Linked DNA regions of Homo sapiens: region 2 is linked to region 1. A link is a contact called in ENCODE Hi-C or POLR2A ChIA-PET data. All regions are on one chromosome and are shown on one strand. The core of a region is the stretch at or near the end of the contact, and the rest is flanking DNA. Distances in the headings are between cores, read along the strand shown.

Region 1 (5,866 bases), core at 2,756-5,255:
AGTCAGATACATGAACCAGAGAACTTAATGCCCACACAGATCATTCCTGGAAAAGGTATTTCATGTGCTGCAGTGATTTTCTTTCCCCTTGTCTTGGTTAACTCATGGGAGCTGGTAGTTTTGTTTTCCTTTATTACTCGTTAAGTTTATTTTAGTGTGTATTGTAAGTTGTCCAGAAATATATTAGATAATTCCTCCAACACTTTTCGAGTCAAGTTTTGTGGGATAGTTTTGTAGTAGAAAAGAAAATGCATTTTGGGGAAGGCCTCTGGAGCAGGATGAAAAGGAGGGAGTGGGAAAAGTAATCCTGTGGGGAATGCCAGCTTCTGCTCTGTAATGTTGAGGTTGAAAGTTCCTAATATCCTTGTTCAGATGTTTGCCTCTGCCCTTTCTTTAGCACTCTATGATGTTGGAGACATTGTTCATTCTGTAAGAGCGAAATGGGGAATAAAGGCAAACTGCCCTTGTTCAAACAGGCAATTCAAACTCTTTTCAAAGCCAGCCTCAAAGGAAGACCTAAAACAGGTATTTACTGCTTATGTTAAATTCAACATCTCTTGTAATTGTCATTTGTCTGTTTTTCAAATAACCCAAGGATTTCTATCAGTGCATTTGAAAGGAACCTGGGGATAGCTATCAAGTGGAAAGAGAGAGAGAAAGAATTCATACAGTTCATGTGACAGTTCAGAGACCCGTTCTGACTTTTCACATTACTTTCGTAGACTCTACTGTGGCCTCTTGTAGTAGGTTTTACATTTTTGTTTCTTGAAGAAGCACAAAGTTCTAAAGTAGTCTACCTAATAAGTAGCTGTCGAATTTGTAAAGGGTTTAAAAAAATTTTTTGTGTATTTTGCAGAATTAAAATTATTAAGATAAGCTTTAACATTTTTAAAATTACTAAATATATTTTGCCTGTGTTTATGCAGAGTTGAAGGAAATGATGAAATGAACCTTTAGTTGCCCATCACACAATGTAAAAAATGTTAATTTTCTCAGTCCTCATATGTCTCTCCTTGGTGGCATCCCTCTCCTCCCCACCATCACATGTACGTCTTGCTGTCCCTTCTCCCCCTCGTTCCAGTAATCAGTATGCCGCATTGTGTTTAATAATCAGAAATTTACATTTCTATAAAGCTGTGGTGTCATAAGGCAGGATGGGAGAGCAGAAGACTTGTAATATTTGGAGTCAGAACTGAATTTGAGTTCTTTTCCTTCCACGTGCTAGTTGTGTTACTTTGGCTGAAGTGAGCTGGTTTCTATGTGCTTCAGCTTCCTCATCAGTAATATAGAAATAAGAAGCAATATTGATGATTGGGCATCACAGAATTACATCACATGTAAAGAGAGGGCCTGGACCACAACAGGGGTTTGAATATTTTTTTTCCTCCTTCTTATGTATGTATAAACTCACTCTTGCCAGTTTTTAAAATTATTTTCTTCTACAGCAGTCATCTTAGATTTAATTTATGGGTTCTTTTAAGAGCTCATCACATTTTTAAAGCTAAGTCAAAATAGCATTTTCTCTTTCTCTGCATCCCATTTCCTTCTGAAATCACCGCTTTACCTTTCCTGCCTGCGTCATTTATTCGTTTTTAACCATGTTTTCTGTGCCTATCCTGAATTCTGGGATGAGTTCATAGGGGAGACAGGCACAAACTGGTCATTTTAAACCAGCATGGTACATAGAGTAATAGGGATATGTACCAGCAGGGGCTGGTGAAAGGGTGCGGGGGGTAATACCTTGCTGTGTTTAAGTTGCTGACATCTCTCCTACCTTTTAGTTATTCTCTACTAGTGCGGGATTACTGCAGCTGTGGGGATACCCAGGGCTAACTATTAGGTGGTTTTGTTCTGGATATTTATCTTACTTGTTGGTCGGCTATTAGGAGAGAAGAAAAGAAAAGGAAGCTGTCATTCTTCAGCTTATGTAAAATCGTCCTTTAATGCTTAACACAGACTTCTTTAGCTGGAGAAAAACCGACTCTTGGTGCAGTGCTCCAGCAGAATCCCTCAGTGTTGGAGCCAGCAGCTGTGGGTGGGGAAGCAGCCTCCAAGCCAGCCGGCAGCATGAAGCCTGCCTGTCCAGCCAGCACATCTCCTCTAAACTGGCTGGCCGACCTAACCAGCGGGAATGTCAACAAGGAAAACAAGGGTGAGTGTTTCCTGCTTTTGTGTTTGTTCTTGAGTATTTTAGTCCATTCGTGGAAGGACTTGAGAGAACAGTGGTTAGAAGTCGTGTGGAATGGAAAGTGCTTCTCTGGAGTCATCCTGGAACCTGCCACAAATGAAAGTGTTTTTGAAATGCAGCACCAAAGAGGAGAAATTTTGCTGCATTAAAATTTAGGGACTTCCACCTTCTGGCTGTGTTACAGAAGAGAAGAATTGCAGGCCACTTCTTTCATGCAAAGATCTGGAGCAAAATTTTAATGAATCAAATTTGACACTGTAAATGAAGGAATATTTGAATGTTAGACTACATCTGAATTTCTGGAAAAACCTTTATATAGCTTTAAAAATGTGATAAGGAGCTCTTAAAAGAACTCATAAATTAAGTCTAAGATGACTGTTGTAGAAAAAAATAATTTGAAAAGCTGGCAAGAGCACAGCTGGTGAGTTTATACATACCTTAGAAAGAGGAAAAGGAATATTCAAACTCCTGTTGTGGTCCAGGCCCTCTCTTTACATGTGATGTAATTCTGTGATGCCCAATCATCAATACTGCTCATTATTTCTGTATTACTGATGAGGAAGCTGAAGCATATAGAAACCAGCTCATTTGAGCCGAAGTAAGACAATTAGCAAGTGGCCGGAAAAGAATTCAAGTTTTTCAAGGTTTTTCCAGAAATGAAGATACAGTCTGACATTCAAAAATGTAGAAGAATCATGGGACAAGATGCAGGAAAACATTAAGTAAAATTCAGTACCTGTTAATGATTTACAAAAAACTTCTTAAATTAAGAACATTCTTAATCAAGAGTTTAAACCAAAAAACAAGACTGGAGACATCATAAATAGTCGTTGAATTTTTTTAAAAATTTGTTTTGAGTTTTTTTGAGACGGAATCTTGCTCTGTCCAGCCAGGCTGGAGTGCAGTGGCATGATCTTGGCTCACTGCAACACTGCACTCTGCCTCCCAGGTTCAAGCCATTGTCCTGCCTCAGCCTCCTAAATAGCTAGGATTATAGACGCCTGCCACCACGCCCTGCTAACATTTGTATTTTTAGTAGAAGTGGGGTTTTGCCATGTTGGCCAAGCTGGTCTTTGAGGTTTTTGTTTGTTTGGTTTTGTTTTTTTTTTTTTAAACAGTTTCTGTGTTCAAGAACAAGACAAAGGATATCTGTTTTCACTCTTTATTAAGCATTGTACTGGAAGTCCTGGTCAGTGCATTCAGGGAAAAAAAATGTGTAAAGAGAATGCTGCCAATATTTGTAGACAGTACATGCAAAAAATCCAAAAGAATCTACATTTACTAAACATTTGTCAGGGTTGCTAGATACAAAGGTCAATTTACAAAATTCCATTGTACTGGATAGTTATTGTTTTTAACATCAGTGAGGAATCGTCTAAGTAAATCATATCATTCATACTTACTCCCTAAAGTATTTTTTTTGTTTCAGTAAATAGAAAGCAAGTTCTAAAGTAATTCTGCTAGTAGAATACTAATAAGGGATTTGCCTTTCAGAATGTTTTTTCATCTGGATGTTTTGGTTTTATTTTAGAAAAACAACCAACAATGCCAATTTTAAAGAATGAAATCAAATGCCTTCCACCCCTCCCACCTTTAAGCAAATCCAGCACAGTCCTCCATACGTTTAACAGCACAATTTTGACACCCGTAAGCAACAACAATTCTGGTTTCCTCCGGAATCTCTTGAATTCTTCTACAGGAAAGGTATGTGTTTGTTTGTTGGTATTCCATGTTTTAAAGTTGAAGACAGAACAGGAAGAGAGTAGAGAAGTTGGAACTGAAAGTAGAAAGGAGACTGAATCACATACTTACCTTTGTGGGTTCAGAAGGCTGAGTCACTGGAGGATGGGTTTTATGGGACTATAGTTCTGAGCTGGGCCACTTTCTCCTGTTACCTCACTTCTATGAGTTGTCAAGTGGGGACAGGGGACGTACCTTTTTGCCTGGGGGTCCTGGCTTGGAATCTTCTGGATATGTAATCTATACTCATTATGGGAATGGAGTTTCTTGATGGTAAGGGAATGACATATTTGAGACTTTTGTTCTTTCTCCAATTCAGACAGAAAATGGACTCAAGAATACACCAAAAATCCTTGATGACATCTTTGCCTCTTTGGTGCAAAATAAGACGACTTCTGATTTATCTAAGAGGCCTCAAGGACTAACCATCAAGCCCAGCATTCTGGGCTTTGACACTCCTCACTATTGGCTTTGTGATAATCGCTTGCTGTGCTTGCAAGACCCCAACAATAAGAGCAACTGGAATGTGTTTAGGGAGTGCTGGAAACAAGGGCAGGTAATGTAGGCCTCCCATCCTCCTGCCCTATTCAGAACCCCCTTCTCAGTTCCTTTAGCAGACTTCTGACAACCCCACCCCAGGCTTTCCCCCTCCTTCACCTCCTGTTTTATTCTTTATTGTTTCAGGTGAATATAATCAGGTCAGGATGTGGCCATGGGTCTTACTTTTTAAAGCAGATGGTCCTAAGCTGGACTTTTCCAGTCAGGTTTTTGTTGCTTCCTACCAGTCCCTGTTGGGTTTTTGACGAGGGCATCCAGGCTTGGTGATTCCTATGGTAAACTTCAGCAGAGGAAGTGAGGGTGTGACTACAGGCTGATGGGATTTGGGAGATCAGACAAAATGTGCTACAAAATCATGCACCCCTCTTACCTGAATGAAAAGCCTGTGCTGAAGGCAGTTCTAGGTGGGCTAGGGCCGCGTGGTGTCACATAGTCCCCAGGTGCCTGCTTCAAAGGGCAGTGTTGTTGGATCTTAAGTGCCGGTTAATATCTTTAGGAGAATTTCTAGGCCTGCTTCTGTGCTTTCTTGTTTTGGTTCTGTTTTCTGGATCTCTGGCTTCTCTGTTTGGCCAGATAGGGTCTTTGCTAAAGGAACACTCTGCTCTTGGACAAGAATTTGGGAGAATTGCCAAACAGAAAGATGTGAGTGTTTAACCAAAAATAAATTTCCAAAATGTTTTTCTCCATCCAGTGTACTAATAGGATTTGCTCATTTAATCATATATAGACAAGAAACAAAATGATGGGCTGAATACAGTTTATCGGCAGGCTTTCTTTCTTGCTTGTCAATATTTTAATGTTAGACTATTTCACATAAAGGTTAGAGCTTCTGGGTTGTCTTAGACGGCCAAAAGATTTGGCACCCTCACACAGCCAGTAGTAGTGAGGGGTGTCACAGGCCATATTCCTGCTTGGCAATAACAGGCTCAAGTACGGTGGGGTCAGTCACCCTGTTTCACTGGTGACTGGTGTCACTGGACACTCCTTCCAGCGCTTGTCTTCTTCACAGTCCGTCTTGCTGTAAGTAATGAGATCTTACTAGGAGAGGTGATCCTTTCTCCTAGATGCTTACCCATGTAGTTTGAGAGCAAGGGTGTGTAGCAGATGAATGGTGAAGGTTGGAGGTGCTTTGGGAGCTCAGAGAACTAAGCCGAAACTGTCACATCACCATCTGAGACGGAGCACCAGCTCCATGGAAATATACCAATAGCAGTGTGAAGAGGGACTGCCTTCGGGAGTGGGGACAGAGCTGGCAGAGTTCAGACTAAAGTTTTCCTTCTCTTCATTTAGCCAGTGATGGTGTCTGGAGTGCATCATAAATTGAACTCTGAACTTTGGAAACCTGAATCCTTCAGGAAAGAGTTTGGTGAGCAGGAAGTA
Region 2 (6,004 bases), core at 1,112-3,611, 100 kb after region 1:
AAAATCAAATTCCTAAGAATACATTCAAAGAAAGATATACAAGACTCCTTTACAGGCAACCACAAAACACTGATGACAGAAATCAAAGATCTAAAAACATGGAGAAATATACCACGTATTGGAAGACTCAATATTGTAAAGATAACAATTCACCCCAAAAGTGATCTACAGATTTAATGCAATCCAGTTAAAATCACAGAAGTGCTTTTGGTAGTGAGTTTTGATAAGCTAATTCACAAATTTTATGTGGAAATGCAAAATACTAAAGTCAGAAGATTCATGCTACCTGATATGAATGGTATTTTTAAATTCTGAAAACTAAAATTCAATAGTGTTGTGAAATTATTATAGAGAACAATGGAACAGAATAGAGAATCGAGTAGCACAAAGATACATAAACACTGTCAGTTGATTTACAACAAATGCTACCACAATTTAGCGGAAGACGTGATATTCTTTCCATTAAGTTTTGTTAGGTCTATTTAGATATCCACAAGAAGGCCAGGCGCGGTGGCTCACGCCTGTAATCCCAGTACTTTGGGAGGCCGAGAGAGGCGGATCACGAGGTCAGGAGTTCGAGACCAGCCTGGCCAACACGGTGAAACCCTGTCTCTACTAAAAATACAAAAATTAGCCGGGTGTGGTGGCATGTGCCTGTAGTCTCAGCTACTCAGGAGCCTGAGGCAGGAGAATCGCTTGAACTTGGGAGGCAGAGCTTGCAGTGAGCCACGATCGCGCCATTGTACTCCAGCCTGGGTGACAGAGCTAGACTCCGTCTCAAAAAAAAAAAAAAAAAAAAAAAAGATATCCACAAGAAAAAGTGAACATAAATCTCTACCTCACACCACACACAAAATTAATCTGAGATGGTCCAGGCACGGTGGCTCATGCCTGTAATCCTAGCACTTTGAGAGGCTGAGGCAGGCGGATTGCCTGAGTTCAGGAGTTTGAGACCAGCCTGGGCAACATGGTGAAACCCTGTCTCTACTGAAATACAAAAAATTAGCTGGGCGTGTGGCATGCACCTGTAGTCCTAGCTACTCGGGAGGCTGAGGCAGGAGAATTGCTTGAACCCGGGAGGCGGAGGTTACAATGAGCTGAGATCATGCCACTGCACTCCACCCTGGGACAGAGGAAGACTCCATCTCCAAAAAAAAAAAAAAATTTAATCTGAGATGGATTGAAACTGAAATAAGACAGGTAAACAGACAAAGCATCCAAAACAGGAAAATATTTTCATAACTTTGAGGTAGGCAAAGGTGACTTAAACAGAACACAAATTTTAATTAGCTATAAAAAATTGCTAAATTGGATTTCTTAAACATTAAGAACTTCTGTTCATTAAAAGACGCCATTAAGAGAGTAAAAAAGGTCTGGATGTGGTGGTTCATGCCTGTAATCCCAGCACATTGGGAAGCCAAGGCAGGTGGATCACTTGAGGTCAGGAGTTCGAGACCAGCCTGGCCAATATGGTGAAACCCCATCTCTGTTGAAAATACAAAAATCAGCTGGGCATGGCGGCGCACACCTATAGCTCCAGCTATTTGGGAGGCTGAGGCAGGAGAATTGTTTGAACCCAGGAGGCGGAGGTTGCAGTGAGCCGAGATCACACTACTGCACTCCAGCCCGGGCAACAGAGTGAGACTCCATATCAAAAAAAAAAAAAAAAAAAAAAAAAAGAGAGAGAGAGAGTAAAACAAGAAGCCAGAGACTGTTAACATATTTTCAACAGAATACTCATATCAAGAATACAGAACTCTTGCAAATTAATAACTCATCATAATTTTTAAATGAGCAAAGTACTTAAATAGGCACTTCACAAAATAAGATATTAAAAGTGCCAATAACAGTATGAAAGGATGATTAATATCATATTCATCAGAGAAATAAAAACCATACTGAAATACCATGGAAAGCACTCACAATATCAAATGTTGGAAAATGATATGGAGCAACAGGGACTCATACACTGCTAGATAGAGTGTACATTGGTACAACCAGATTGGAAAATTCTTTAGCAGAATCTACTAAAGCTAAACATATTAAACCTTATGATAGAACAATTCTATTCCTTACATATATTCAAAATAAATAAGTGGTTATGTCCACTGAAAGTCATGTACAATAATATTCAAGGCAGTTTTATTCATAATAGCAAAAACTGGAAACAAATGTTCATCAGCCACAAAATGAATGCATAAATTGTGGGATATTTATACAATATAATATACAACAATATTAGTTTTTAAAGAAAGAACTATGGATACATGCAGCATTATGGCTGAATCTCATAGGAACCACCACGCTTTGCTTGGACTCAAGCTTTTTGCACTGCAGTCAGGAAACTGTCCTATGCAGACAGCTGAGTAATCATGGAGCCTACCCTGTTAGTTTCCTTTCTCTCAAAGATCTCAATCTTGTACTTATCTTGTACTTCCTGTTATTCATTGCCTGAAAACAGCTATCTCATGTATTTTTGTCTGGTTTTACAGTTATTTGTAGCAAGAGGACTAGTCCAGTGCCAATTACTCCATCACAGCCAGAAGTAGAAATCCTGAGTCATTTTAAGAGGTAGCACTGCACTTGGGAAAACTGGATGTTGGGGTTGAGAGCAGAATGAAGATTAGATGACTACAGGGGCCTTTACTCAGACTGGCATTATGGCATACAATATATAGGTGGAAAGATGACTAGCAAATTTTGGATATGGTGTGATTAAGATGCTGTCATAGTTAAAGGCTAAGCTGCTATAACAGATACCTCAAAATGCAATGACTTAAATAAAATAGAAGTTTATTTCTGTTTTGTGGAATAATCCAGTAATTTCCATAGTAGGGCAGCTCTGCTCTGTGAAGTCATGCAGAAACATTGGCTGGCTAAGCAACTGTGTCTGCCAGTCATACCTAACTTTCAAGGTTGCATCCATTATTAACATATCTAGCAGGTTAGAAGTAGGAAGAGAAAGAAATAACACACATACCCAATGTTTTAAGTCAAAACCCAAAACCGGCAGGCATTATTTTTGCTTACATTCTATTGGCAAGAATTAGTCACATTGCCCACACCTAGCTACAATGTGGGTTGAGAAATATAGTTAACAACTGGGTATTTGTTCAGCTAAATTTCTAGTATACTGATCAAAATCAAGGCAAGGATGTCCCTTCTTATCCTTCCTTTCAACATTATACTGAAAGTCCCAATGAATGCAATAAGACAAGAAAGTAAGAGGTATACTGATTGGGAAGGAAGAAATAAATCTTTGTTCAAACATGACATGATCATCTATGTAGAAAATCCAAAAGAACTGACAAAAAAAAAGAGAAAATAAAAAACCTTCTGGAGCTAATAAGCAATTATAACAAGGTTGCAGGATACAAGGTTTATATATGAAAATCAATTGCATTCCTATACAAATGGTCCCCAACTTACAATGGTTCAACTTACAATGGGGCAAAAGTGATTGGCAACCATGAAGTTTCAGATTTTAACCACTGGTGATTCTTTGTCCAGAGACTCTCTGGGCTGCATTTCAGGCTTACAACATTTTCAACATGGGTCTATTGGTACATAACTCCACCGTAAGTCAAGGAGCATCTACATACAGCAATGAACAAGTGGAATTTGAAATTTAAAACACAATAACATTGACATCAGCAACCCCTCCCCAGGAAGTACTTAGATGTAAATCTAACAAAGTAAGTACAAGATCTATATGAAGAAAATTACAAAACTCTGATGGAAAAAATCAAAGAAGAACTAAATAAATTGAAAGATCTTCTATAGGATAGGAAGACTCAATATTGTCAAGATGTCAGTTTTTCCCAACTTGATCAATAGTCAATGAAATTTCAATCAAAATCCCAGCAAGTTATTTTGTGAATATCAACAAACAAATTCTAAAATTTATGCAGGGGACAATAGGCAGAATAGCCAACACAATATTGAAAGAGAACAAAGTTGGAGGACTAAGATTATACAACTTCAAGACTTATTTTTAAGCTACAATAATAATATCACGATTAAAACAGTGTGATAATGTCAAAAGAATAAACAAATAGACCAATGGAACAGAATAGACAGCCCAGAAATAATCCCACATAAATAAAATAGTCTATTGGTATCCACAGGGGATTGGTTCCTGGACCTCCTGCAGATATCAAAACCCACGGATGCTCAAGTCTCTGATTTAAAATGGCATAGTATTTGCATATTACTTATGCACATCCTCCTGGGTACTTAAAATCATCTCTAGATTACTTATAATACTCAATACAACATAAATGCTATGTATTAGGTTGGTGCAAAAGTAATTGCAGTTTTTGCCATTACTTTCAAAGGTAAAAACCACAATTACTTTTGCACCAACCTAATAAATAAGTTGTTACACTGCATTGTTTAGGGAACATGTTCAGTATATTTCTAATATTTTTGATCGATGTTTAGTTGAATCCATGGATGTGGAACCCACGAATATGAAGGGCTGAATGTACAGTCAACTGATCTTTGACAAAGGAGCAAAGGCACCACAAGGGAGGAAAAGATAGTCTTTTCAACAAATGGTGCTGGGACAACTGGACATCCACATTGAAAAAAAAAAAAGGAATCTGGACACAGACTACACCCTACACAAAAATTAACTCAAATCGGATCATTGACCTAAATGTAAAATGCAAAACTATAAAACTACTGGAAGATAACATAGGAGAAAATCTAGATGACCTTGGGTTTGGTGATGATATAACTTGGTGATGATATAACACCAAAGTCACAATGCATGAAAAAAATTGATAAGCTGAATTTCATTAAAAGAAAAAACTTCTGCTTTGTAAAAGACAATATCAACAGAGTAAAAAGACAAGCCATAGAAAATGGGAGAAAATATTTGCAATAAACTCATTTGATAAAGGACTATTATCCAAAATACACAAAGAACTCTTTCAACTCACCTGGGGATGGTAGCATGAGGCTATAATTCCAGGTATTTGGGAGGCTGAGGCAGAAAAGTCTGTTAAGCCCAGGAGTTTGAGACTAGCTTGGGCAACATGGAGAGATACTATCTCAAAAAAAAAAAAAAATTGAGCTTTTGAAGCTCAGCAATAGGAAAACAAACAACTCCATTAAGAAATAGTTCAAAGACTTTGACACCTCATTAAAGAAGATATATAGATGGCAAATGAGCATGTGAAAAGATGCTCCACGTTATAAGTCATCAGGGAAATGCAAGTTAAAACAATAATGAGATACCACTGCACACCTACTAGAATGACCAAAATCTGGAACAACTGATAACAGGCAACACTGGTGAGAATGTGGACCAACAAGAACTCTCATGGGAAGCCAAGATGGAAGCCACTTTGGAAGACAGTTTGTCAGTTTCTTACAAAACTAAACACTCTTAACATGAGATCCAGCATTAGTATTTATTTAAAGGAGGTGAAAACAAAAATGTACACATGTATGTTTATAGCTGTTTTATTCATAATTGCCAAAACTTGGAAGCAACCAAGATGTCTTTCAGTAGGTGAATGGATAAACTGGTACATCCAGACAATGAACTGTTTATTCAGTGCTAAAAAGAAATGATCTATGAAGCCATGAAAAGACATGGAAGATGGCTGGGCGCAGTGACTCACGCCTGTAATTCCAGCACTTTGGAAGTCCAAGGCAGGCAGATCACTTGAGGTCAGGCATTTGAGACCAGCCTGGCCAAGATGGTGAAACCCCACCTTTACTAAAAATACAAAAAAAAATAGCTAGGCATAGTGGCGTGCGCCTGTAATCCCAGCTATTAGGGAGGCTAAGGCAGGAGAATCATTTGAATCCGGGAGACGGAGGTTGCAGTAAACTGAGATCACACCACTGCACTCCAGACTGGGTGACAGAGCGAGTCTCCGTCTTAAAAAAAAAAAAAAAAAGATAGAAGAAATTTAAATGCATATTAGCAAGTTAAAGAAGCCAGTCTGAAAAGGCTACATACTGTATAATTCTAACCACAGGACATTCT

The links. A loop is a pair of places that touch in the nucleus more often than their neighbours do. ChIA-PET counts read pairs that join two places held with the same protein, here RNA polymerase II (POLR2A). Pooled maps may share reads with other maps.
Region 2: a loop to region 1 is called in a pooled map, with 4 times the contacts of the local background. The contact joins two enhancer-like sites. A Hi-C loop is called at or near these places in 1 of 168 maps with a recorded cell type or tissue (endothelial cell of hepatic sinusoid) and 3 of 50 pooled maps. POLR2A ChIA-PET finds 5 or more read pairs at or near these places in 1 of 52 experiments (activated T-cell).

What each region holds. Positions count from the first base shown.
Region 1 is chr2:86,478,211-86,484,076 of GRCh38, forward strand. It overlaps KDM3A (lysine demethylase 3A), which reads left to right. Exons shown (of 26, transcript NM_018433.6): 14 at 1-55; 15 at 398-525; 16 at 1,957-2,152; 17 at 3,720-3,892; 18 at 4,248-4,484; 19 at 5,777-5,866. Among named protein-coding and RNA genes, the nearest start is that of KDM3A, 40 kb to the left of the region's middle. RefSeq lists an enhancer at 3,596-4,795. Within about 2 kb of position 4,006, at least 3 of the 41 ENCODE cell types and tissues checked have a DNase peak (open chromatin) inside an H3K27ac peak, as active enhancers do.
Region 2 is chr2:86,581,855-86,587,858 of GRCh38, forward strand. All of the region lies in intron 3 of RNF103-CHMP3 (RNF103-CHMP3 readthrough), which reads right to left. The region is part of intron 5 of CHMP3-AS1 (CHMP3 and RNF103 antisense RNA 1); the gene reads left to right. Among named protein-coding and RNA genes, the nearest start is that of CHMP3, 21 kb to the left of the region's middle. Within about 2 kb of position 2,362, at least 3 of the 41 ENCODE cell types and tissues checked have a DNase peak (open chromatin) inside an H3K27ac peak, as active enhancers do.